Regions from separate parts of the Homo sapiens genome. Here region 1 is linked to region 2. Evidence: chromatin loops called from intact Hi-C (ENCODE). Cell type or tissue: endothelial cell of umbilical vein. All regions are shown on one strand. Each heading gives the region's core, and the rest is flanking DNA. Links, peaks and the distances in the headings are about the cores only.

Region 1 (4,228 bases), core at 229-4,228, 61 kb before region 2:
TTTCTGTTTACCAATTATAAAAGCAATATATGTTTTTTTGAAAAATTTACAAAAGAGTATACATGAGGGCACAAAACTGTCTAAAATTCTGCCACCCAGAGTTGGCTATTAATATTTTCTTTTTATTTAATTCTAGGTAAACATGAACATTAGGAAACTGGGGCCAGGTGTAGTGGCTCACGCCTGTAATCCCAGCACTTTGGGAGGCTGAGGTGGGCGGATTCCTGGAGATCAGGAGTTCAAGACCAGCCTGGCCAACATGGCGAAACCCTGTCTCTACTAAAAATACAAAAATTAGCCAGGTGTGGTGGTGTGCACCTGTAGTTCCAGCTACTCAGGAGGCTGAGCCAGGAGAATTGCTTGAACCCAGGAGGTGGAGGTTGCAGTAAGCCAAGATCATGCCACTGCACTCCAGCCGTGGCAACAGAGCAAGAATCTGTCTCAAAAAAAAAAAAAAAAAAAAAAAAAGAAGAAAAAAAGAAAAAGAAGTTGGCAACAAGTTATACATTCTATTTTGAAATATTCTTTAAACAATTAATATATAGTTAACTCATGCATAATTTTAAATCTCTACCTTCAAAGATAACTTATCACTATTATTGTATAAAAGTTTATAAAACTCTTTAGTTTTCATTATTTTGTGATTTTCTTAGAGCCATTTTGATTTAGGTTCCTTTTGTTTGTTTGCTTTCATCTCTCCTTGTTCTAGAAAATATTTATGGTAATTTCAGCACCTCTTCTTCCAAGTGAGTATAATGGAGGAAAGCAAACCTCTGAAATTCAAACTATGTAGTTTATTTTTTAATTTTTTTTTACATAAGACCTTTGCTTTATGAACAATAGGTAAATTTTAACAAACAGGAATAGCACTATAAAGATTTCTATTGGAACATAAAGAAACCCTTTAGAACATGAATAGTGACTCCCCTTCTATTTAGTCATAAGTATGCATTTTTCAAAAGCATGTTCATAAACCTATCAATCAGTGTTCTCTTTGAGAGTAGAGCTCTGGTCTTACTGCTCAATATTCCCTCAGTGTCTAGAACTGTTCCTGATCCATTGCATTTTCTAGGTAGATGCTTGTGGAGCTTAAATGAATAAAATAAAATCAATTCCAAATATTCTTACACTGTCATGATAGGTTGAGTTATGATTTTAAATTGCTTTGAAATAAGAAGCAGTAGTGGTTAAGACCTTTGGTTCTGTTCCCTCTTGCTGATTTTCAAAGCCCTGTAAAGATGAAGTGAGAGAACCTTGGTGTAACTCTTAGCATGGTACTTGAGCCCACATAATAACTGCCAAATAGATGCTAGTTTTTAGTTATCTGAGCTATTTTTTACTATACATATTTTTTCTTCTAAATAAGAACTCATTTTTCCTGAGGACTTTCAGTTAGATTGTTCCATAACAGAAATAAGCTATTTATTTAGGGATTGTATGTAAAATATCTTAATGACTTTGTAGGTAGAATAAAACATACTGTACAACAAAGTTATATATAATTATTATTTTACATAGTATATATCAGCCTAACAGTTTAATGTCTCATTCATTCATAATGTTTAATGGGAACATATTTGAAAATAAAGAGTGCTATAGAGCCATACTAATTTATAGTTCTTGCCATAGCACTTTTACTTCGAAGTCTCTCAAGTATTCAACGGTATAAAATGGACCCTTTTAATGAATGAGCAATTTGGGGCATCAACTAATGAAGCCAGATTTTTTCCTGCATGTGGAAGATGTGTGAGAATGCCCAAATCATTGCTGCTAATCTACCTTGCCCTCTATTTGACAGCATCTTAGGGAATTTGTATCAGCTACATCAAGCCAGGTACATAAACAAGTCCAGTACTGTGAAATTAGTATGTGGGCTCTGAACAGTGGAATCCTCTGGTCAGTGCTGTCGCATAGGGACAATGTGAGTCAAATATCAACTTTATGTTTTTTATTATCATATTAATAAGTAAAAAGAAACAGGTGAAATTAATTTTATTAAACCATATTTGGTAATATTTATTAATATATTTATACTTATTACTTTTATTTAACTCAAAATATTAAAAATATCATTTCAACATGCAATCAATATATAAAGTATTGATGAGACATTTTACATTCTGTTTTTCATTCCAAGTCTTAGAAATTTGGTGTATATTTCACACTCACAGCACATCTCAATTGGGACTAGCCACATTTCATATGCTCAGTACCAGAATGTGGTTAGTGGCTATCATATTGAACAGTGCAGCTATAGTCATTCCTGCTTTGCCACCATTGGAGGTGCCAGAGGGTGGCAATGTGGTGTAGAGGAAAGACAAAGACCAGCCGGGAATCTTAGACTATGACTGTTCCTGACTTGAAAAAGTGATTTAGTTTCACTGGGTCTCAAATTCCTCCTCTTTATAATGGGGATCGTTAATAACTGCCATACTCTTTTCAGGAAGCTGCGGGGAAGATTAAATAAGATATTGTATGTGAAAGTGCTCTGTTAGATCATAAAACACCATACACATGTAAAGCATTATTAGCTCTTTTGTTGTAGATTTACTCTCATGACTTGCCCAAGGCCACATTCCAAGTTGGTAGGAGAATGAAGGATAGAATCTGGGGCTTCTGACTTCCAGCCATCTGCTTCAGCTAAAGGCTATTCATACCAAGCTAGTTTTAAAATTTCTTTTTATTTTTAAAAGTCTTTTTATTTTAAAAAATTGAGGAAGGAAGACAGTGGCAGTAACAAGTAAATTCCATATTGAACAGTAAGGGTCTTCTTGGCCACAGTCATAATGTTCTGCAGTAAAATTATATGTACAGAATATTTATATACTTATATACTCAGAATTACAGTCATCAAAAATTGGAGTTTATTGCTGTCGTATAATATAAAATCCCGTGTTCTTCAAAGTTTCAAACAACTTTTAAAATGAACTGTGGTTTCCCCACTCTATTTATTTCCAAAGTGTAGTACAACCACAAGAAAGCCCTTCCGTAGTGGGCTTGATTAATAAAACAGATATGGATCAATTCAACAGGTTTTCCGTGGATATTTTTGGTTACAGATGTAGCTCATTAATTCCCATGTGTGGGACACCACCTCTCTAGTGTAAATCCAAGAGACACATTAATAGCTGAACAAAAAATGGGAATAATTCAGTTCAACCCATATTATTTAGTACATACTATGTGTAAGGCACATTAGGTATCTTAATGAGCAAAAAGCTTGTTTTTATGATGATTGTTGCTTAGAGGTATATGTTATTTAACTTGAGGAAAATATATAATCTGTCTACCAAAATGTCTATGTTCTATCATTCAGGAATCTATATTTTTGGAAGGTAAAAGGATCAGAAAGAAAACTCTAGATTATTAAAAATAATTAAAAAAGTTACATTCTGTGCTTTTGGAGGGCATGCAAAAGATTAGTTATCATGATCTATTTCCATTTTCTTAATTGTATGCCTATCATGGTGTTCATATTTAAGCTTTTTTGGTCATTATCTACATTTGTTTCAAATACATTTCTTCATAGAACTTAATAAACTACATAAAACATTAAGAGTTTTATACTATGTCAAGTTAAACCAAGTCCATTTTCACTAAGAAAAAGGTGTACATTCAAAAAATTCTTTATTATTTTTTCAATCAAAATTCATTTAAAAATACTTTCAGCTGGTTATTTTCACTGACAAACTTATCATTTGTAAGCTTCAGGCCTGCCTGAATTGATGACCATGTTGAATAAATGTGATTTTTATTTTTACTGCTGAATCATTGCTGATGACCATTGAATGAAATAGTTTATTGAATGGCCTTTAAGTTTTATTGCTTTTGCACCCTAGTTTAAAAACAAAGAGCTTAATTTCTTAAAAGTTCAATAAAATGTATTTTTGATATTTCCACCAGAACTTTACAAGCAATTTCTCTCCTCTGCCCTTTAATAACCACCTTCTGCATTTTTATGATTTAGTTTAACATTATTATTATACTTTTTTTACTGGGAGAGCTCATCAATGCCCTTGGCAGTAAGATTTTGTTACAAGAAATCCAGAAGCCGAGCCTATCACTGGTTGCAACAATTACAAAGTTTCTCTGGGTTGAGTTCAGAGGCTTACTCTGACATTATGGCTGTTACCCACATCATGCCTCTTTCCTCAGTTTTTCTAATATCCACGAGTCCTATAATCTGCTGCTTCAATGAGCATGTATTTTTTTATTCCCTGGGTTTGCA
Region 2 (4,548 bases), core at 331-4,330:
CAAATAAAATTAGTAGTAAATTTAGCCAAAAATGCTGAGATAAATGACTTACACTTGCCCTTTTAAATTAGTCATTAATTAATATCGCTGGATCTTTTGCTTTCTAAGAGTTATTGCCTTAAAGGGGCCATTACAATAATTTGGCTGCTTTCTGTGTAGAATAGTGGTTCTCTACTGAGGGTGATTTTTGTCCATCTATGGGACATTTGGCTATGTGTGGAGACACTTTTGATTGTCACAGCTGGGGAGGGGAGAATGTCTATGGGCATCTAGTAAAAGTCCAGGGATGTTTCTAAAACTCTCACAATGCACAGGTCAGCCTCCTACAGCAAAGAAATATCTGGTCCAAATTTCAATAGTGCTGAGGGTGAGAAATCCTGAGTTGGACTGACTTAGGCAGGAAGAATTGAACATGATGATGACGGAGCTCAATCACACGGGCTCACTGGGCATATTTGAACAAAATTTTTAATGCTGCCAATGCATTATTTTCCTTCAGAGATGAAGTAATAATAATACAGTAAACTAGCCGTGGTATGCTGAATAATGAACCTCCCAAAATGTTCATGTCTCAATCCCCAGAATCTATGAATATATTGTTTTCCATGGCAAAGGGGACTTTGCAGGTGTATTAAGTTAAGGATCTTGAGATCCTGAGATGGGGTGACTATCCTGGATTGCTTGGGTGGGCCCAATCTGATCACCAGGGTTCTTATAGAGGGAGGGTAAAAGTCAGAAAGGAAGATGTGCTGCCGAAAGCAGAGGTTGGAACGATGCGCTCTGAAGTTGGAAGAAGAGTCCACAAGATAAGAAATGCAGGCAGCTTCAGAAGCTGGAAAGACAAGGAAACATTTGCCCCAGGAGCCACCAGAAGGAATGCAGCCCTATTGACACCTTGGTTTTAGCTCTGTAAAACTTTTGTGGATTTCTGATCTCCAGAATGGTAAGATACTAAATTTGTGTTGTTCGATGACACTAAATTTGTGGTGGTTTGTTACAACAGTAAGCAAGAAATACATTATCATTTGGCATAATTTGAGAGCAGATATGTGTTTCCACATATAACATAAATAGATTTCATATTTTCACTGTATTAAAACACAAAACACAGCTAAACCTATAGCTATTTGGAACATTTTATTCCAATGTTTGGGAGGCATTTTGGGATTTTGCATGAATATTGATGATCATACGGGTGAAGTGCTGGTGGATGTAACAGCTGGTTGATAGAATCCTAAATAAGCCAACTCTCTTGTGCTGCTTTCTTTTACGGGCACTTTATGGGGATAATAATCCATCAAGTATGTTGGAAGATGCAGAGTACAAGGAACTATTGTGACAGTAGCTGAACAACTATTTGCAAAATTGCCAAAATGATAAACATTTATTATGCTCTTGCTTAAATGGTTTCATTAATTTTTACAACTATGTTAAGCTGGTTGTTATTATAATGTTATTAGTATAATACATTTCTCACCAAATCCTCAGTGAAATGCTGCTTTTCAGTTTGAACCCTGAATAAAGATGGTGTCAGTTTTCCCTGGTCTGTATCAGCTACGTGTGCAAGCAATTGGATGATATTAAGAGCACAGCAGAGTCTTCTACTGCCAGCACCTAGTGTATATATTCCTAGGTGCTCTGGTGTGCACATCCGCAGCTTCCTGCCCAGGCATAGCTCCCCACTCTCAACCTCATCGCATGGAGTGCAATTCTCTCATCTACTCCTCTCCATTTGTGACATGTGAAAGTTTTACACACACACACACGTGAACAGATAAGGATAAGTAACATTTGCATGATGCCTAACAGCACACAAAGTGCATTTTGCCTCCATTATCATACAATCCTTAGCACAAACACTGTTATTATCAATATTTTGCAGATTAGGAAATATGGGCTAAAAGAGTTTCAGTGACTTGTCTAATGTCAAAAAGGCAATAAGTAGTTGAGGAAAGACTTGAATTTTAATTCTTTGACCTGGAAACCATTGGTTGGTCTGCCGCTAGGTGGCTCCACATTGCCTTTGGATTTTCAGAGATGGACAGTTACAGGCCGGATGCCGTGGCTCCTGCCTGTAATCCCAGCACTTTGGGAGACTAAGGCAGGAGGATCGCTTGAGTGCAGGAGTTCAAGACCAGCCTGGGCAACATAGCGAAACTCCCTACTCTATAAAAAACAAAAAAATTGGCTGGGTGTAATGGCTCATGCCTGTAATCCCAGCACTTTGGGAGGGAGGCAGGGGTTGCAGTGAGCCAAGATCGTGTCATTGCTCTGCAGCCTGGGCAGCAAGAGTGAGACTCTGTCTCAAAAACAAACAAACAGAACCCCCCCCAAAAACAAACAAACAAAAATTAGCCAGGCATGGTGGCATGTGCCTGTAGTCCCACCTACTTGGGAGGCTGAGATGGGAGGATCACCTAAGGCTAGGGAGGCTGAGGCCACAGTGAGCTGTGATCACGCCACTGGGTGACAGAGTGAGGCCCTGTCTTAAAAAAGAAAAAAAGTAATAAGAGATGAGCAGTTATAGAGCTCAGCTAAAGTCATTGTGATGATCACACTGAGCACTTATAGCAGGAGTGCCCACTGTGTGGTCCAGTCCACTTGCTCCTAATGTTCTCTTGCTCTGAAGACTGTATTCCTTTGCCTCTGGGCCTTGAGAGACCTCCTACTGAATCTTCACTGTTCTTCTTAGGATAGGATAAGGAAGGCATTTCTTTGACTTCTGGTTTTCATAAGACCCTCTCCCCAGGGTCTTTCCTCCTTTGTGAATTCAATCTTTCTCTAAATTTACTCTCTCTGAAATCTATTAAATAAAGCAACTTGGAGTGTAATAAATGATTAGCTACTTTATTGTTCTCTTTTCTTTGTTTTCATACATTGTTAACAAGGTTTATACTAAATTGAATGAAATGTATCATTAGTATTACATAGTGTATTGTAGTAAATTATATTAAAAGATGTCTGCAGGTCTTTGGTAAAAAATGTAACTAATGGTAAAAAATGGTTCTATTATTATTTTGAGGATGCGACATGTTGTTTAAATTTACTGTGCATTGTCTGGGAAATTTTAGGACTTATTTAGGGCTATGTGATTAGTTCTGATGAAGTGAGTTGATGCTTGGTTACAATTGATTACAATGATTTTGGTTTTGTGTGGATTTTTCAAAACTAGCTACCTCTAGGAGATTTTGTCCTACTACTTGATGAGGGAGATAATATTAAGATTTATTAGAGCCAAAAGTATTTTATGTAATATTGAAAACAACAAAGATAAAAATAAAACCTCTCATATGGTTAAAAATGTTGCCAACTCCCTTGCTATGTGCCTCACATGGGTAAAGTAGTCTGACTATTATATTCATATTTATTTAATCACAGAGAACTGCCATGGTAAATAAACTAGCACTCTTATTAAGAACTTACTCTATTTATTACCATATTGTAGACTTAAATAAATAAAATCAACATGATTTGGCCATAGGCTTTTAGTATCCAGAGGAAAGTTCTGTATGTATGGATTGAAAACAAAATCATTTACACTATGTGGAAAGGTATCAGAAGAAGAATTCTAAATGGAAAACCAACATAGGAGAATTAATAAAAAGACTCTACAATTCCATAACATGAGACAGAGAGAAAAGGTAGAAAAAATACCTATTGCGAAAGGGCATAGTATAGACTGTGCAGGGACGGGTGAGTCTCACTTCTTAACTTCACGTTGACACGTTTATGTTTGGCAAATTTCTAAGATCATGCAGAAACTAAAAAAGACATAAGATTAGCAAGGATAGAAATAATATATTAACTTTACTATCCAGTATAATGTGACTAATAATATTATTTCATGATTCTACATAGAAAATTAAAAGTAGAAGCCTGAAATGTATGGCATTTGGAAGATATTAAGATTTGGGGCATACCAAAAGCATGTAAATTCTTATTCCTTCTCATTGCTTTTGATGATGGTAAGACAGTGTTAAGAAGTATTCCTTTCCATTAGCTTCCAATGCTGTATTTTGCATCATCTGCATTTGTTTTCTTAGAGTCTGAGCTTTCATTTTAGTTGGTTGATGTCATTTTTTTCTGAGTTTTTATTATATTAAGAATAAATTTATTCCTCAGAATGAGGTACTAAAATGGTATATTAACATTTTTAAAGACGGTAAAATCTGCAAACTACTCAGAAAGATTTACTTTATGAATAGCATAGTTCAGTTTTAAGTATCACTGGAGGAAGTGGGTAGAAAAGCAATGCCTTTCATTCTCCCCTCCCAACTGCAATTACGCCAGCAAATAGGATGATAATTCAGTCATGCTAATCCAGTCCAAAAATATTTCCATTTCTTTTAAGAGTGAGACCTTGAGATCCACTTGAATTCTTGTACCGCCTCTTCTTCCCAGTGCCTTTTTAAATTTTGGCAACTTTTTGCAATTAGGTAATGGAAGCACAATTCCCGTTCAGAAAATTACTCTACAAGGAGCCAAATTCAGACATTATAAAGTAAACATACAACTCTACCTTAAGAAATGATTCCATCATTAAAATAA

What was found. Hi-C counts contacts between places; a loop is a spot of excess contacts. Peaks named below come from ENCODE experiments on the same cell type or tissue, not always from the same donor. Only the 100,000 strongest peaks of a DNase experiment are listed, where the experiment ranks them.
Region 1: a loop joins it to region 2, with 6 times the contacts of the local background. A loop is called at or near these places in 8 of 110 quality-filtered maps.

The regions. Positions count from the first base shown.
Region 1 is chr3:99,746,290-99,750,517 of GRCh38, reverse strand. All of the region lies in intron 2 of COL8A1 (collagen type VIII alpha 1 chain), which reads right to left. Among named protein-coding and RNA genes, the nearest start is that of CMSS1, 69 kb to the left of the region's middle. In endothelial cell of umbilical vein, for the core only: a CTCF peak has its summit at 2,290 (motif pointing right); a DNase peak (open chromatin) is centred at 2,337; H3K27ac peaks cover 817 bases.
Region 2 is chr3:99,684,646-99,689,193 of GRCh38, reverse strand. The region is part of intron 1 of COL8A1 (collagen type VIII alpha 1 chain); the gene reads right to left. Among named protein-coding and RNA genes, the nearest start is that of COL8A1, 48 kb to the right of the region's middle. RefSeq lists enhancers at 2,058-2,117, 2,168-2,257. In endothelial cell of umbilical vein, for the core only: a CTCF peak has its summit at 1,996 (motif pointing right); a DNase peak (open chromatin) is centred at 2,003.